Linked DNA regions of Mus musculus: region 2 is linked to region 1. Evidence: chromatin loops called from intact Hi-C (ENCODE). Cell type or tissue: gastrocnemius. All regions are shown on one strand. Each heading gives the region's core, and the rest is flanking DNA. Links, peaks and the distances in the headings are about the cores only.

Region 1 (9,128 bases), core at 499-8,498:
CCTGCCTCCAGCTCACCTGCGGATGGCCACTCTCTGCCATCATACTCCAGCTCCAATAGCCAAGTTTGCACTGGCTCACTCCACAGGTACCAGTGTGATGTAACTGTCTGTGAGAGCCATACCTGACACCGGGACACTCTGGGCCTTTCGGTCAACTATCATGTTAAACAGAGGGGATCCCATCAGACTCAGCCATCTTCTCAGCACCCCAAGCTGTCCCAGTCATTGCCCAGGGTGGAGAGCTCCAGAGTAAAGCCCTTGGGGGTTCCCAGAGATTCCTGATGAGAGACTGGCCTTCCATAAATCTAGCAGTATCCCCTCCTTCCCCACCCCTGTACCTTCCTCAAAGCCAGTTGGAGCCAGGTCCTGTAGACCACACCCCGATACTGGCGGACCCTGGAAGAGGCCTTCTCTTATCTTACCTCTTTAAAAGTGCCTAGAATACCCTCTCAGTGTACCCGCCACCCTGGAAGGAACTAGGGCCACTCTTCTAGGTTCCCATGATTCACCGTTCATGTGACAGCGGCAAACTCTTAGCCTGGGGACATACTCATACCCAGGACCAGGCCTCAGATCATCCCCGTGGTCATGCATCCAGCACAAAGCCAGGCCCAGGCTTCGTGTACAGAGGATGCATGGCAAGTAGAGAGAGCAAAGAGACTTCAGCCAGGGATAGCTACCCAGAGCACAGACAGTGACTGTCACCTACAGATCACCTCTGGCCATTTCACTGATGGAAAAGAGGTCTCCCATTAAGGCTCACATTAGCCCAGCAGTCGTGGGTCACCAAGAACCCAATTACCACAACACAGTCTTATAGAGGCAAGAGGAAGGATGCTGCCAGGAGATTAGGGGTTGAGTGGGGGCAGGGGAGGCAGCCTTGAGCCACCCTCAGCCTCCTCTACTTTGAAGGGCAGACCAAGTATTCACACAGGTTTCCCTGACACAGAGACACTCCCCTCCCCCATGCCAGGCAGAATGCATCTGTCTCAGGAACTAGGTCTGAGGAGTGCACAATGCCTGATATCATGTGTGTGTGTGTGTCTCTCTCTCTCTCTCTCTGTGTGTGTGTGTGTGTGTGTGTGTGTGTGTGTGTGAAGCTGAAGCTCGGAGCTAGGGTTAAACAGACAATTCCTTCAGCCCTCACACAGTCTTTTTCTTCCCCTCTGTCCCCCAGGGTGATCAGGAAAATTTTAGAACTACAGAAAAAATAACTTCAATAGGAAGAAGGTTTCCGGGTTCACAATAAAATGTCAAGCTTTCCATATAGGCTCCCTGGGCAGGCTGAATCAGGGGTGGGAGAGCCAAGGCGGCCTCGCTCACAGAGAACACGGTCCTTGAAGGATAAAAGGCAGCCTAGCTGTCTCCTCACATGCAAAACCTCATGGGCTTCTTCAATCCACCCTCTATCCTGTAGGCTCTCAACCTGAGGGTCAAGACCCCCTTTGGGGTTGCATTATCAGATACCCTGCATATCAGATATTTACATTATGATTCATAACAGGAGCGAAATTACAGTTATGAAGTAGCGATGAAATAATTTGGTGGTTGCGGGGGTGGGGGTCACCACAGCATGAGGAACTGTATTAAAGGGTCGCAGCATCAGGAAGGTTGAGAACCACTGCCCTAAACACAACAGGGAGAATTCTGGAGGTGAGCCCATTGTCAGCCAGATGTGAGCTTTGACTGGTCTCTAACACCTTGGGTTTGCCCTCCTCTAACCCAAGCCAGTGTGCTCCCTAACCACTGACCCATCCAGTCCATCCCCCCAGCACAGTCCTCCTCTGCCTCCAGAATCCGGTCCACACCTGCCACAGTGTCCCCAGCCAACTGACTTTTCTAGCACCTCTTGTTCTGCCCCCTCTGGCAGACACTGCCTCCCCTAAGAGCTCAGACCACGGTGCCTTTACTCAGCCTGGGCATCCTCCCTGGCACCACGTCCCACAGTTACTGTTGGAACTGCATCCAGAATTTCCCATCTGCCTATGCATGCCCGGAAGTCATCTTCCAGTTCTGAAGGTCCCTACAATCCAGACAGAGAAACAGGGAGGAAAGCCTCACGGAACAGCTGTGGACACCGCATCTCTTACCACAGGGGACAGATAATAGTAGGTAGGCAGGATCACAGGGCCGTTGTAACAACTTTCCGCTACATGGAGAGTGGCTAAGGATAAGATTTAAGTCTCTCTGCCCCTACTCCTCACCCCATCACATAGCTGGGCCACATTTGGGCACTTACTCACTTCACCTGAGCTCACCTGAAGAGAACTGAGTCAAATCCATGTTCTGGAAGGCTCAGCTTGGAAGCCAGTGCCAAGGGCAGAGGACCTCACCAAACAATGCTCAGGGGATTCGGAGAGCAGGTACCAACGTCACCAATTCTCAAAGGACCCAGATGTCAAACACCCACCCTAAAGACGAGGCTCAACCAATTCGGAAGCTCCTGGAATCTCTGCCCAGGCTCCTGAGGTGTGGGTTGTAAGATCTCCGCACATGCACACCAAGGCTACGGGAATAAGCAGGATGAAGCATGGCTCATCCCTGGCTGCAGACGACGCTGCAGAGGCACAGGCCCTCCAAAGTCCCTGCAAAGAGCAGGTGTCAGACTCAAACCAGCACAGTGCCTATGGGAGGCTCAGGGCCATCTAAGCTCAAAGGGCTGTGGTAAAGCTGAAAATGCAGGCCCAGTCCAGGGGGAAAGGAAGTGTGGACCACAGCTATGGAGCAGTGAGGGCCAGCAAACAGCACAGGCCACTGGGGAAGGTCAGAGACTGCTGGAACCTCAACTTCAGGTACCCCAGGTTGCCGCTAGGGTCAAACCCAGGGACTCACACACACTAGGCAAATGCTCTGCCATTGAATTACGTCCCTAGTCCTTCCTTTTGGACACTGTCTTAGTTAAGGTTACTATTGCTATGGCGAAAGGGCTGGTTTGGTTTATGCCTCCAGATCATAGTCCCTCACTGAAGGAAGTCAGGACAGGAACTCAGGCAGGACAGGAACCTGGAGGCAGGAGCTGATGCAGAGGCCATGGAGAGGTGCTGCTTACTGGCTTGCTTCCCCTGCCTTGCTCAACCTGCTTTCTTATAGAACCCAGGACCACCAGCCTGGGGATGGCCCTGCCCACAATCACTAATCACTGCCCTCCCCCATCAATCACTAATTAAGAAAATGCTCTAATAGGCTTGCCCACAGCCCAACCTTATGGAGACCTTTTTCCAATTGAGGTTCCCTCCTCCCAGATGACTATAGCTTGTGTCAAGTTGTCATAAAACTAGCCAGCCCGGTGGCTCAGGCTGTCCTGGAACTCTCAATCCTCCTGCCTCGGGCCTCCCAAAGTGCTGGGACTACAGTATGTGACACCATGTCCAGCCAGTGTCACCACTGCAGAGTCACACAGCATACTGGCTAGTCTAGAGGACTTCAGCCCTATGACTTGATTCCCTGCTTTTGAAGCTGCACCCTACACCCCAGCCCCGCACAGAAGGGCTCCCCTGATCATCATCTGTTCTCTTGGCTCAGACCCTCAGCTCAGGTGCTGATGATCAATGACTCTTAACCCCAGGCCACACAGCAGGCCTTTTGCCGCAAGCCTTGGAGTCCCCAACTTAGGAAGGGTTGCTTTTGATCCCACTTCCTTTCAATCAATTCCACTGCCTTTCGACAAGTGATTTTAATCATGGTTGGGGGGAGGTGCAGAAGAATTCGGAGAGAGAAGAGCGTGCAACACCCCAAATACAAACAAACAAATAAACAGCAAAAGAGCAAAATGCAGATTTCCCTGCCGGTGGTGAACACACATCGTGCCATCCCTCTGAGAAAGCTATACAGGTTGCTTGCTCACCAAGGCAGACTGGGAATGAAATCTGCTGGTCGCTCGAAGCGGCAGAACAAGCCTGGTCAAGCTCAATACAGATAGAGAAATGCACTGTGTAGAACAGGAATGAGAGCAGAAATGGCAGCAGGAGAGTCACTCCTCAGCGGAGCCGGCGAGGCCCGCTTCCCAGCTGTGGAACCAGCGGTAATTAATCTGATCGGTAATGTTCCCACATACCCAGAAGTCCAAAGCGGTTCTGCTGAGAAAATAAGAAGATTAAATCATTAAGCCATTAACAACAACAACAAAAGAGCTCTACTGTACACCTGCCACGGGGAGAACCACTCCCCCCGCCCCCAAACTGGGCTGAGAGCAGGAACGCTATGTACATGGCGCCCTCTAGTGGTCATCTGTACTATGGCTGTCTGACGAGACTTCGTTCGGGAGGCAGGTCCAGTTTAATCTTCTTTGGCTGAGATAAAAAGCAAAGACCTGGGTTGGGGGGCGGGGACGGGGGGAGGGGTGCTCAGAACACTAGCACTGGACTCTGCAAGCTTGGCAGATGAGGAGCCAGGGCTAAGAGCCTATGTAGACACGCTCCCTGCCCCTGACACTCTTGGAACCCACGGATCCCACGCACTTCCCCAACACATTGGCCTCCCTTGACAGCTCCTTTCTTCGAGGCATTGTCACAGTTTGGCACATCTGCGCCAAAGGTTTAGCTGCCATCACTTCTGTAAAGGGCAGGCGTGTCACCTGCTTGTCTCCTGGCTCCTCAGGGCATCAGGCAGAGAGCAAACTGCTCAGAGAACAGCTGGCTAATCCTCAGTGAGTTCAGGAGCAACTGGGCCAGCAATCTGCAGCTTTAATCAATCATTTATTTGCAGTTATTTTCCCTATTTTGGTCTTTGGAGAACAATCTTGATACGTAGCCCAGGCTAGCCTCAGACTCACAGGCCTTCTCCTGCCTCATTGGTCCAATTGCTGAGTGGGATTACAGGCATCTGCCATCATTCCTGCCTGGGGATTCTCGCTGTAACTCCCTGGACCTCTTTCTCCTACATCTTTTATGGTTGCATGGTGCTTCCCCTTCTGTGATGAAAAAAATGAATGTATACTGAAGTTAGCTTGGGTAGTACAAGCAACCCCATGGGGTCTCCAGGCAGGAAGAGAAGCCTGGAACAGAGACAGACTGGGAGATGCAGTGTGCTGATGGCTGGGGGGATGGCGGGGACAGCACGGGTCCTTTCAGAACTGGAAGAGGTCAGAGATGAAAACTCATCGAAGCCTCCAGAAGGCTGGAAAGCCCAGCCCTGATCCTGACTGATGACGTTCAGGGCTGTAAGGCAACACACAGACTCCCGTTCTAACTAATGAGGTTCTGGTGCCTCATTGCCACAGTCCTACAGAAACAAACAAGGGCATGGGGGGCACGTTGCTTTGATCCCAGCACTCCGAAGGCAGGCAGATCTCTGTAAGTTCAAGGCCAGCCTGGTCTACACAGCGAATTCCAAGACAGCCAGGGCTACATAGAGAGACCCTGTCTCAAAAAGACAGAAAGGAAAAAAACAAACAAGGAGGGTGGCTACCAGAAGCCTTGCACATCCAGATAGACTCTCCCACTGGCCTTTCAAGAGCTGTTGAAAGAGACAAGCCTGGGTCACTCAGCAGCAGAACTTTAGACAGAAAGGAAGAGCTGTTTGACCTCACTGTAGAGAGCACCGCCCCTCCCTGATCCACACAGCAAGGCAGCCACTGGTCCTTGACACAGAGGTCAGGGTGGGGGGTCTTCTAGAAAACAGATTTCCCAACAGGCATTGGCTTTTATGGGCAGACACCACAGGACGGCCACCCGCAGCACCTGAAGCCACCTCCCCTGAGCTAGCCTCTCCGAAGGTTTACCCAGCAGCCTTGGCCTGAAGGCAGTTGGGGACCAGGCTACCTCCAGCTTTCCACACTGCCTGGCCATTTAATAGTTTTCACAGGAGCAGTCGGAGGTGTGCTAATTGCTTGCCCTTTGCAGCCACAGCTGAGCCCCATAAGCCGCCCTCCTCCTGAAGCTTTGTCTTCTCTGCTTTGTCCCCAAGGCCACCTCCTTGGCCCCTGACCAACAGGGCAAGCATATTCTCTCCTCTGCTCCATTCCCCGGGTAACAAGTTCTTGAGAACTGTGGACATTTTCAAATCCACACACAAGCCACTAGCTTCTGTGAGACCCTGGAGGAGGTGGCCCCGGAGCCGTGTTTTGAAGGTGGCTGGCCTGCCAGGAAGATGAGATTCCATCCTTTTGTTTCTGCCATGTGGGGTACTTATGAACAACCTGGCAAACATATCCTTCGATGTAAGGGCCTGTGGCCTGCAGGGGTGTTATAAACCAGGGACAGGAAGTACTGCTCCTCCGTCGTCCCCATGAGAAAGCTAGCCCATCTTCATTCTCCTCTTTCTTCATCTGGTCCCATTCAGCATCCAGCTGGAAGTAAGTCCCCAGTCCAGAGAGATGCTGTGGGAGAGGCCAGAGACTTCAGGGACAGCTCCATGGAGCAGGAAGCAGACCTCTCTATCCAAGCCTGCCACCCACTTCCTCTGCGTTATTGACTGCAGCAGGCTGGAAGAGTGTGGCCACTTGACAGGGAGCAGGGATGTGCCCAGGGAAGGCAGGGAAGTGCTGACCCTCATTTCAGCCAAGTCAGTTCTGAAGTCCCTTTGCACGCGCACGCACACATACACCCATACACTCACACACACACATCCTAACAAGTAAGAGCTGAGTACTTCTCTTTGCTTCCTGCCTATGGGTGCTTTCCTGCCATCATGGACTGAACCCTCAAAATAACCCTTCCTTGAGTGGCTTTTGTCAGGGACTCCGAAGCAGCAACAAGAACACCAAGCATTTCATAGGCCAAGCAGGCATAGTCACACAACAGGCTAACAGCCTGGGTTCAGGGTGGAAGGGAAGTTTGGTGCCCCTCCTGAGAGCCAGTTAGCTTAACCAGCACCTACTCCCCCATTCCCACTTGGTGAGGGGCCTGAGTCAGGTTGTTTAACCTTTCTGGGTTCCAGTTTCCTCTACTGTGAAAGAAAAACTGTTACAAGGTCTCAGAGTGCTCTGCACATCAACTGGGCCAACTCTCACACATCCAAAATTAAAAGAAAAAAAAAAAAACACAAATGCTGGGCTACTTTACAATGGGACCAGAGGCCAGGCTTCTCCTCAGGTCTGCACCCCTTCCTAAATGCCTCCCACTGGTTACTCCAATGACAAGATGGGACTGGAAAGATGGCTCTGCAGAGGAATGTCGTACTCGCCAAGCCTGAGTTCTGTCTATTGGACCTCTGTGGTAGAGAGAACAGAGTCCCCTCTGACTGCCACATGCTTGTGGTAGCATGCACACACACAGAGTCATCCTAACAATGACTTGTCCCTGACAATGTCCCAACTCCCATTCTTCTCGCCCTAAAGACCCACATGGCCCACCCGAGTGACAAAAGCTTCAGCCAACAAGTCAGGTCCTCATCTCCCTTGGGTGCCACAAGAGACCACGGGTCCTCCTTCCCCGTCACCCCGACCCTAGCATCCCACCACCTTCCCAGGAAAAGGTCAGCCCAGGGTCCATTCTTGCAAAGCAACTCCCACAGACCAGGGCCACAGCAGGGCTGGCTGAGGCTGAGGCCTCTGCTGAGGAGGAGGACAACTCACTGTCAGGATCGTGCAGCCAAGGGGATGTCAGTACTCTCTGGACCCACAGCAAGCAGCTACTGGCACTGCCCAGGCACGGGGGATGCACATGTACCATATAAGGATCCCAGGGCATCACCATGACTTGCAATCGCGGAGCCCCTGAGGAAGCCACAGAGGCCAGGGTTGTTTGATAAGATAGTGAGGGCCACTGGCCACATCATGTGCAACTTCAGAACCACAGTGGCAATTCCACCCACTGGCCCCATAAGCCCACAGTGGCACTGAGTATGGAGAGGGCCAATCGCACCATGGGGTGGCTTGAGACTCACCAAACTCTAGTGAACAGGAAAATCCCAACTCTGAGTGTCTCCTGGGGTCTGGGTTGCAAGCTGGGGAAGGGCAGAGGTCTGTCCTATCTCAGGGACAGCTCTATGAGCCCCAATAGAAGGTGACATGACACAGGCACGAAGAGCCAGACAGCAAGCATCTCCTGGTTGTCAAGTACACAGAAGACCAAACTAGAGGGTGCTGAACGCCTGTCATTCGTTACCAGGACAACAGAAATCAAATCTGAGCAGCAGTTCAAGCCAAGCAGAACTGCCTGTTTTGTGTTTTGCTTTTGTGGGGACAGATCGCTATATAAACTCTGAATGGCCCGAAACTCCTAATCCCCCTGCCTCAGCCTGGGATTACTGGTATGTACCAGCAGTCCTGGCTTCTTGGTTCTGCTTTTGTCTTTTGCAAAAGAAGGTTCTGGAAGTGGAGAAGAGGAAGCCACTATAGAACTCTACGCTCTTCGCCTGCAATATATCCGCTTTTCTGCAGTCGCAGAAAACTCTGGGCTCTGAGCCCTTCCTGCCACTCTGCAGCCAACTGTAGAGTGAAGATGGTAACACCCCCCCCCCCCCATGCACCTCTCGGGCGGTCTGTGACCGATGAACTCATATAATGCCTGGCATCTCAGAAGACTGCCAGATGCTATTGATTGTAAGTATAACTACAGCGGTGTGTATTCCCTACCCTGGTGGGCAGTTTCAGACTGAGGACCACGCTTAAGGAACACCTAGGCATCATGGATCCATTACTCCACATGATCTCCCAAAGCCACCAAAGGATGCTAGACAAACACACTAGGCTGCAGTGTCGCCCCCAGAAGTTCACAGTCAGCCGTCCCTGATCAGCAGACACACTCGGCACTAATGACCCAAGTGCAGCATTGACAGAACTTCGATGACATCACACGTGACCATATGCTGTGTGGTCATCCCACTGGAAGAGCGGGAGTTGCCCACATGGGGTCTGCCCAGATGCCAAGGAGTGCCGCACTCTGACACCATGAGGACCACCGTAACAGCTGCAGGGTCTTTCTGGCCTGTCAGCCTAGAGCAGGCTATCAGTGCTCCTCAGATGCCCCACAGCCCAGGTAGGTTCAGCAAGCAGAGGGGGAGCCACCCCTCGGGGAGGTCAACATCCTCTAGCTTCGGGACTGGCGGTCCAAAGCAGCATCACGGCAGATCAGGACCAGGGTGGGAGAGTCCACCAAGACATGCAAGGTAGCAATTGCAACCTCCCTCATCCGTGGACAAAATCCTCTGCCCCACAAGCCCACATAAACCTCTCCTACCTTAGGCTG
Region 2 (9,128 bases), core at 626-8,625, 120 kb after region 1:
TCAGCTAGTGCTCTTAACTGCTGAGCCACCTCTCCAATCTCTCCAGCTCTTCCATTTCTATTTTTTTTAAAGATATATCACGTTCTCTCTCCGTGTGTGTGTGTGTGTGTGTGTGTGTGTGTGTGTGTGCGCGCGCGCGCGCTTGTGAGGTGAGACCAGTGGCCATGGAGACCAGTGACATCAGATCCCTGGAAGTGGAGTTGCAGGAGGCTGTTGACTGTTGACTCTAATTCTCTGCAAGCACCATACTCAACAAGCCGTCTCTTCCTCTCCTCTCCTCACCAGGGCCCTTTATTAGAGACACTTACACACATTTATGCAGGCAACATCACTACTGGAAGTGTGTGTGGTCCATTCCCTGGCAGGCTCAGTCTGAGGTCATGTAGCACACGCACAAGAAAAGGTGACTGGCAATGTCGCTCTGCGATGGACTTTCCATCGTGACCAGCAAGGCTTGTTTTCTGTAGGAGCGACTCAGTGATTTTGGCAGGTTTCTCTGGGGTGCTTTATCGGAAGCCACATAAAATGTTTTTCTCATTGTTTTTTGTACTTAGGATTAGACCTGGGGCATGATGGATAAGCAATCTACCCTAAGCTATGTTTCCACTCCCACGAGACAACTCCTTAAGCAGCATTAATGGCACTTAAAGCTCCCTCCTCTTCCCTCAGCACATGTGATTGCCCTCTCCAAAACAAAGCTGCCTAGAAGCAATCAGAGCCAGCCAGAAGCCCAGACAAAGGCTCCTGGGGCTAGAAGGTAGTGAGGAAGGGAGGATACAGAGAGCTTTTGGCAAGAGGGCTCAAGAGGAACAGGCAAGGATTCTAGCTTTCTATTTTTCTTGGCTGCAATGGAGAGATGACAGGTTTAACTAGGAAAGTGACCTGCCCTCGTTTGTAAATCAGGAAGGTCTGGGCATCAGAGACTGATGGACAGAATTCAGCAAGTCAGTGGCATTGCCACCTTCGCCACCTCTAATGAGAATTTAGTATTTCCTTCACACAACAGTGCAGAGGGTGATCAGCATCAGCAGCAGGGCCTTCGGACCAGTCCCGGACAAGAACCATACATGTCTATGCTGCTGTCAAAGGTCAAAGTTGCAACAACGTAGTTTAGCAATCTTAATTGGCTAATTTCTGTTCTGGAATTGGGCAACAACTCTGTAAATTGGAATAAATGTTCTAAAGAGCCAAGGGGAAGGAGCTGGTTTTATAGATGGGAAAAGGTTTGGGGGTAAAAATGCAGAACAGATTGGTTGTTTCAAAACCACTTAGCAGCCCTCCGTGACTCAGACAAGAGGACCATGAATCTGAGGTCATCCTAGGCTACAGAAGGAGAGTCTGGCCTCAAAGTCTCACTTGAGGGGCGTACCAGAGTGCATGCTGTGTACACAGAGCCCTAGCTTCCATCCTCCATGCCACAGAAACCAGGCACGTTATGTATATTTGGCAACCCAGCAGTCAGGAGATGGAAGTGGGTAGGTGTGGTGATTGGTAGTTCCAGGTTACCCTTCGCTACCCAGGGAGCTGGAGGCTAACCTGAGCTACATAAGATCCTGTCCCCAAAAGAAGAAAAGGGGAGAAAAGGAAATACCATATCTTGCAAGGTGAGGGGACAGAATAATATAAAAATGCCTGGTTATCTAACACAGAATTGCCTCTTTTGTGTAAGGATTAAGATGGAGAATTCCACTATCATGCCAACTGGAACTGACCTGTTTAGGACGCTTGTGCTGTTAATTTCTCTAATCAGATAAACAGCATACGTCTTGACCCTGTGCTTGTTTAGCATGTCTGAGTGCGTTTTGGTTTTGAGCCTAGTCTGCTGGAGTTCAGAAGGAGATCTACCACAAAGCCTGGAGCAGGGGCATGCTGACAGGCTTTGGACCCTTCCTCACAGTCCAGGTTTGTGTTAGTTACCTCGCTGCTACTGTGATAAAACGCAATGCCCAAGGAAATGTATAGAACAAAAAGAATTTGTTTAGGCTAATGCTGCTAAAAACACTGGTTCTCAACCTGTGGGTAGTGACCCCTTTTGAGGTCACATATCAGAAATCTTTTTTTTTTTTAAAGTTTTTGTTTGTTTGTTTGTTTGTTTTGAGACAGGGTTTCTCTGTATAGCCCTGGCTGTCCTGGAACTTACTTTGTAGACCAGGCTGGCCTCGAACTCAGAAATCCACCTGCCTCTGCCTCCCAAGAGCTGGGATTAAAGGCGTGCGCCACCACCGACCATCTACGTATCAGATATCTTGCATATCAGATATTTACAGTATAATTCATAACAGTAGCAAAATTACAGTTATGAAGTAGCCAATAATTTTGTGGTTGGGGGGTCACCATAACATGAGGAACTATATTAAAGGGTGGAAATATTAGGAAGGTCGAGAACCACTGCTCTAAAGGGATAAGAGTCAGTCATGGCCAGGAGTCGTGGAGACAGAACTGGGACCTGTAAGATCACATCTGAACCAAACAAATGTGAGAAGCAGAGCTAGTGAACTGTAAAGTAGGGCAAAGCTTCAATCTCTCATGCCGGTGTCCTGCGAGAGGTAAGGAGTTAGCAGTGTAGACCAAAATGTATTTATTCTCGGCAATTCTCCTGTCTATAACTCTTTGCCATTCTAAGGCCAGAAGCCACTGGCTTCTGCTAATAAACCCTTTCTGTTAGCAAGGGCTTTGAAAAGAAGAAGAAGCTTAAGTGTTAGGGCTCCTTTCTCTCTGGCTCAAGGACCTCTCATTGGCGGAGAGAAAAGAGAAGAAGAAAAAAAATCATTTGTCAGGCAAGATACACAGACGTACACACATTCACACATACATACATTCTAGTCGGGCCCAAGCACTTGCCTTATCAGCTCCACATGTGTTCCTGCATACTTATGTATATAATTATATACATACCTACAGATGTGTGTATATATACACACACATATATAGACAAACACATATATACATTTGGTGGATGGGGCAGAGCCCCAGATGTCACGCTTTCTTCCTCTTCTCTGCCCTTCCTATTCCTTCTCACACAAAAGTTCTTTAGAAAGTTACCTCATAGATAAAGTGTTACATAAAAGGGAGTTACAGAAGAATGTCCATAGTAAGTTCAAAGCAGTGTTCCATTCTGTAAGCTCATTATAAAATTAAAGCAACAGTTTCCCATGGCCTGGCTTTATCATAGTGCGCACCTGTGGCTTCATCCTTGGGCCTGACCTAGAATGAATGTTTTTCCTTGATCACAAATTTGTCTCAAGCCGATTTCTCTTTCTAGTGTAATTGTGAAAGCTCGCTGTATTCCTTACTATGCAGCCTTTACTTAATATTCTATGAAGAGAGGGCATGTTCTAGGCTTGATTCTAACTTTATTACATCTTTCTAGCAGAACAGCTAAAACCATTTCCCAAAAACTTTCTTCCTAAAATTATTTGAATCAACGCAGGAATTCTATAAAATCATTAATTCATCGAAACAGGACTAATTCGTCAAAGTTCATCTTCATGTTGATCTGCAGGAAATTTGCTCAGTAGGGTGGGCTGATGCCCAGGGACCATTGGGCTATGTGATAGTGATAAGAGAAGGCATATCAGCAGTAAAAAGCAATCCCAGGACGAAGTCTCTTGGGACCTTGCCTCTCCGAGCTCACCTATCACAGGCCGTGTAAGACTGGTAGGCCTTCTCCAGAAAACTTACTTATGTGCCTTTAGCTTCTCTTAGAAGGCTCCTGACACGCTCACAGATCACCCTCAGTGACATGGTTCCTCCAGCAAGGCACACCTTCTAGACTTCCCCAGATAGTGCCGACAACCAGGAACCAAGTCCCCAGACTATGGAGGCCATTTCTCATTCAAATCCCCACAAGGCCCCTTTGTGCCCTGCTGGGCGGCAGCTTTCTTCAGAGCTCCCTCATTCATCCTAGCTGACTGCCCCCCTGCTCCATCCCCCACCCCCCAAAACAAAGAACATAGCCACCTCCTATCTTCATGTGCAGAGGTCACACAGGAGGAAAGGGAACTCAGAGAGGGAGGGAAGACTGAGCTCGGTGAGCATAGATTCTTATCACACCAACGCCTCTGTTTCTGCCTGGCAGAGAATCATCTACAAAGCCTTTGCCTGTTCTTTGGGCCAACAGCTTTTGACCCAGGTCACTGTATGGACATACTCTGTGCCCATCTACAGATCACTCCTCATTTCTATATAATTCTCTATCCCTCCCCCCATCCTCCCCCACTCCCTATAGGAAAAAAAAGATCATAAAAAAGCAAGAGGGGTGTGTGGTATATATTAAGTGCCTGCATTACAGGCACCGATGGTATGTCCTTCCCTTTGTGTGCTGATAAGCCTGCCCGTTTTCCCATGCATTCCCCACACAAAGGGGTCCTGGGCTTCACTCTGAATGATCTCAGTTGGTTCAGTCTCCCGTCGGTTTGTGACTGGCTGAGTTTTGTAACTGTAGTGCAGGTGGTGAGCATTGTGTATTTTGACTTCAAGAAGCACTGACCCTGGAGGAATCCGACTTCCTGACAGCAATTTCTTTACAGCCCTTTTTCTTTTCTTTATTTTAAAAGGGAGTTTTGTCTCAGTTAAGTCTTTGCCAGAACAGAGAGGGCATTTCTTTGACCTCTCCTGAGCCTGTGCAGGGCCTAGCACAGGATTTTAGCCCAAAGCCACAGACTTCTGCAACTCTTAACACACATTATGGTTGGTGATATCTAGACACCGTCAATGCTTATTTCATTGAACATTTGAGATTTGACCAGATACATGCTGTTATGTTTAGTTTATTTGAGTTACTTTTCTTCCTTCCTTCCTTCTTTTTTTTTTAAGATTTATTTATTTTATGTATGTGAGTACACTGTAGCTGTACAGATGGTTGTGAGCCTTCATGAGGTTGTTGGGAATTGAATTTTTAGGACCTCTGCTAATTCTGGTTGGCCCTTCTCACTCCAGTTGGCCCCTCTCGCTCCGGTCATCTCTCAGGCCCAAAAATTTATTTATTATTATACATAAGTACACCGTAGCTGATTTCAGACACATCAGAAGAGGGCATCAGATCTCATTACAGGTGGTTGTGAGCCACTATGTGGTCGCTAGGATTTGAACTCAAGACCTTCGGAAGAGCAGTCAGTGCTCTTACCCGTTGAGCCATCTCACCAGCCTTTGAGTTACCTTTCTTGTTGCTGTGACAAAGTACCCGGCCAAGGCATTTTGATTAAGGAAGGGTTTGGGGCTGGGGAGATGGCGCCACAGTTATGAGCTCTTGTTCTTCCAGAGGAGCTGGGTTCCATTCCCAGCAACCACAAGGTGGCTCAAAACCATTTGTTAACTCTAGCTCCAGGGGAGCCGATGCCATCTACTGGCCCCTTCCAGTACTGCATCTTCCTGGTGCTTAGGCATATATGCAAGGCAAAATATCAATACATATAAAATGAGAATAAATAAATCTTGCTTAAAAAGAGAAAAGGGAAGAAAAGGAAGGGCCTGTTTTGTCTCACAGTTTGTGTTTACAGTCCACCGTAGCAGGGAAGGCATGACGGCAGTTGCATGAAGCCAGAGGTCACATTTCAGCCAGTGTCAGGAAGGAGAAAGAGATGGATGCTGGTGCTTAGGAGGAGAGATGGATGCTGGTGCTCAGATCACTGTCTCTGTCTTATTCAAGGCATGGTGTAGGACACATTCAGGTGGGTCCTCCCATTTCAGATAAACCTCTGGAATCTCCCTTTTAGACATACCCAGAGATTAACTGCTGAGCCATCTCGGTGGCTCAAAGCAACAGACAAGGGGCTGTGGCTGGGTTCTAAGCTGGAGTCGGGAGTCTCAGCACTGTGGGTGGCTTACAACTGCCAGGAGATCTGATGACCTCTTCTGGAATCCATGCACACCTGCACACATGTGCACAAACACACATAAATAAGAATAATATAAACATTTTTAAAAGTCCTGTACGTAAATCTTCACCTCGGGCATTTGTTACTGTACATATATACACGAGCTTTGTTTCTTCTCGCAGTTTGCCTACTGTCTGTTAGCTGGCACGTTCCTGATCATGGAACCTGGGGGTGGGGGGTGTGAAGGAAAAACCTTTCATCACAGTAGCTTGTGGGGGAGCACGTTGGGGTCCTGGGACCAGAGGATTGTGGCAGGGCCTCTGACTTTGAGGGCAGAACAGCTGCTGGTAGTGACCAGATGTGATGGGACCCAGGTGCAATTACTGGTCATAGGGTCACAGCAGAGTCCACAAGCCTGGTTCAGCCACCCATCCTCCATGAGCCAATTAAACTAACCAGATTTAGAGTGAAATGCAGAAAGAAAAAAAAGAGTCTTATTCAATGTGGCTACATGGGAGGAGAGACAGATCCAGCCACCCCACAAATCCATATTCCAGGTCATAATATGGGGGTTGGGTTTCAAATTTATTTTACTGTGATTTATGCATATGAGTGTTTTGTCTGCATGTATGTGTGTGCACTATGTGTGTGCACTATGTGTGTGTCTGGTGCCCATGGAGGTCTGAAGAAGGATCTGGATTCTCTGGGATTGGAGATGCAGCCAGTTGTGAGCTATGATGTGGGTGCTGAGAACTGAACCTGGGTCTTCTGGAAGGATAGCCAGTGCTCGTGATCACTGAGCCATCTCTCCAGCCCTGAGGTTTGAGTTTAAATAGAAAGCAAGAGATATGCGTAACTAAGCAGGACGGCCCTTGGGTAGTCTGAGCCCTCACTGTTTTCCCTCCTCCTGTGAGGTCCACTGACTGGGATTTTCTCCCAGAGATAAACCCATCCTCTGGCTAGACCCAGTGTTGTCTCAGTGTTGTTCTTTCCTCATAGCAAAGGTCCCCAAGAGACCTCGAATTTCTTGGGAACAATTATTCTGATAGTTGGATCACAAAGGGAGTGATACAGGATGAGACCATCTAAAGAGGTCACAGGCCAGAGAGGCTGGAATGTGGATGTTGAGAGCTCCGTGAATAAGGGATAAGAGGGGGTGGAGAGAGAAGGGGTGGTATAGGGGAAAATACTAAAATCTCGGCCTGGGGTTTCTACCCTGATTTTGGTTATTGAATTCCCAGCCCAGAGAGAGAGAGAGAGAGAGAGAGAGAGAGAGAGAGAGAGAGAGAGAGAGAGAGAGAGAGAGAGATCATGCACCCCAGTTACAGGATGGGTATGGGTTAAGGACCTGGCTCATTTCCTCTGTGGGAACCAGGTCAATGCTGTGGATGGGGTTGGTGGATCCCTGCTGGTCGCAAATCATTGCAATTCAGGGTGGAGCTGGGACTGTCCCCATACTTAAGTGGAAGAGGAACAAGTCGTGCTTTCTGGCAGGACAGACTTCAGGCTGATCCAGTGAACAGGGCAGATGTGAGGCACCAGGCCACCCTGCACAGGACACAAACAGTTGCCTCATATGAGGGCAGTGCGGGCCACTGGCTCAGAATTCCTGGCTGGGTACTGCCTCTAGAAATAGCCCTGAAGTGGGGGTATTTCTGTAACTAGAGAGGCAGGAGCCACAGCGCACTGGCCTCCTGGGTACTTGTATTGAGCCAGGGACCAGAGACCAGGGACACAGCTTGCTTAAATCCATTCAGCACCCACCTTCCCAGTGACCTTGGAGTCTGAGAATTCACCATACTTAAAACTGGCTCTTCCTTGACGATTCATGGGGAGAATTAATAACAGTAGGAAGCCTCTTGGGGAGAGAATATAGGACGAGGTGGATGCTTGTTTGTTTTTTGAGACAGGGTTTCTCTTTGTAGTCCTGGCTGTCCTGGATGCGCACTGTGGACCAGGCTGGCCTGGAACCCAGAGATCCACCTGCCTCTGCCTCCCAAGTGCTGGGATTAAAGGCGTGCGCCACCATCCGCTGGGATGGATGGTGTGGATGTTCTGTTTGTTGGTGTTCCAGAGAAGGGTAGAGACTCAGCTTAAGGGAGGAGTTTGGGCTCCTGGATACCTGAGTAAGGAGAGGGACTCCAGACTGAGAAGGGAAAGTGAGATAGATGGTGGCACATGCCTTAATGCTAGCACTTAGAAGGCAGAGTCACAAGGAGCAGAAGGTTGAGGCCAGTCTTGGATATGTAGGGTTTTTGAGGTCAGTATGGGATTGTATGAGATTTGTCACACACACACACACACACACACACACACACACACACACACACACACACACACACACACGTTGGGGTAGGGAGAGGGAAAGAGAGAGAGACAGAGACAGAGACTGCTGCAGGGCTTCTCTCAGGTGTCAGGACTGACGGAAATCCCTGCAGGTTGGAGGTGAAAGGCCATAGTTTCCAGTCCCTGTCCCCCTCAGTTGCTCCTTTCTGTCCTCTGGGCTCTTCTTTGCTCTCTGGGTCACCCGTCCAGGCCATGGCGTGAGGTCCCCAGATCATTGTGAGCCTGGCACCTCCCACCCTCTAGTCCCTCTGGCCTTTTTCAGGCCAGGTACCTTGGGCACCTCTTCACCCTATAGGGTGTAGAGGGCTCAGCACCCACCCTGTCTCTCTAGTTAAGAGACTTTTCTTCCTTCCACATGGAGAACGGAGCATAGTCTTTGTTAGGGAGTCTTGAGTAGGTTCAGATTCTCGAGAGGGACCAGCAGACTCCGCATCACCGTGGGAATAAAGTAGGAGAGGTTGAGAAGGAAAGGCAGGCCAAGCTGAGTTCTGAGCCTCCAAGGCCAGTGTGACCTGAAGAAGCAGCTATTCCAGGAAGGGTGGCATGATGGCCTTACCAGCCTTTACCCCGGTGTTGGAGGAACCCAGGAGCTGGCAGTGTCTAGAGCTGGCTGCCTACATTCCTGGCCTAAGTTCAAGGTGACCGGAGACATTCTAGACTGGGACATGGGTGGGGTGGGTGCCTAGGTCCTGGAATGGGTGTGAGGCTTGGCTCAGCCTATGGGAGCCAGGCCGGCTGTCACGGGGCCTGCCCTTCCAGGAGTGTGGCCTGACAGTACCGGTCACTTCATGCCCATCTGAATTGCCCAGGGGAGCCACTTGGACATTGGGACTTCTGACGCTTATATCTCCAATGCCACAGACCCCCCTCGCCTTCTGAATATTTGCTTCTGGAATGGCCTCAGGGCTGTGCACCTTGGGGCTTCTGGGCATCCCTGTGCAGTGGGCACAGAGCGAGTTCCTTATC

What was found. Peaks named below come from ENCODE experiments on the same cell type or tissue, not always from the same donor. Only the 100,000 strongest peaks of a DNase experiment are listed, where the experiment ranks them.
Region 2: it touches region 1 in a loop (2.3-fold over the local background); 2 of 42 quality-filtered maps call a loop at or near these places.

The regions. Positions count from the first base shown.
Region 1 is chr15:84,255,591-84,264,718 of GRCm38, reverse strand. All of the region lies in intron 1 of Parvb (parvin, beta), which reads right to left. Among named protein-coding and RNA genes, the nearest start is that of Gm33723, 20 kb to the right of the region's middle. In gastrocnemius, for the core only: a CTCF peak has its summit at 4,218 (motif pointing left); DNase peaks (open chromatin) are centred at 1,864 and 4,196; H3K27ac peaks cover 1,870 bases.
Region 2 is chr15:84,131,889-84,141,016 of GRCm38, reverse strand. Gm33432 (a long non-coding RNA gene) reads right to left here. Exons shown (of 4, transcript XR_875517.1): 4 at 7,806-9,128. Among named protein-coding and RNA genes, the nearest start is that of Gm33432, 9.2 kb to the right of the region's middle. In gastrocnemius, for the core only: a CTCF peak has its summit at 5,330 (motif pointing left); a DNase peak (open chromatin) is centred at 5,336; H3K4me3 peaks cover 912 bases; H3K27ac peaks cover 2,165 bases.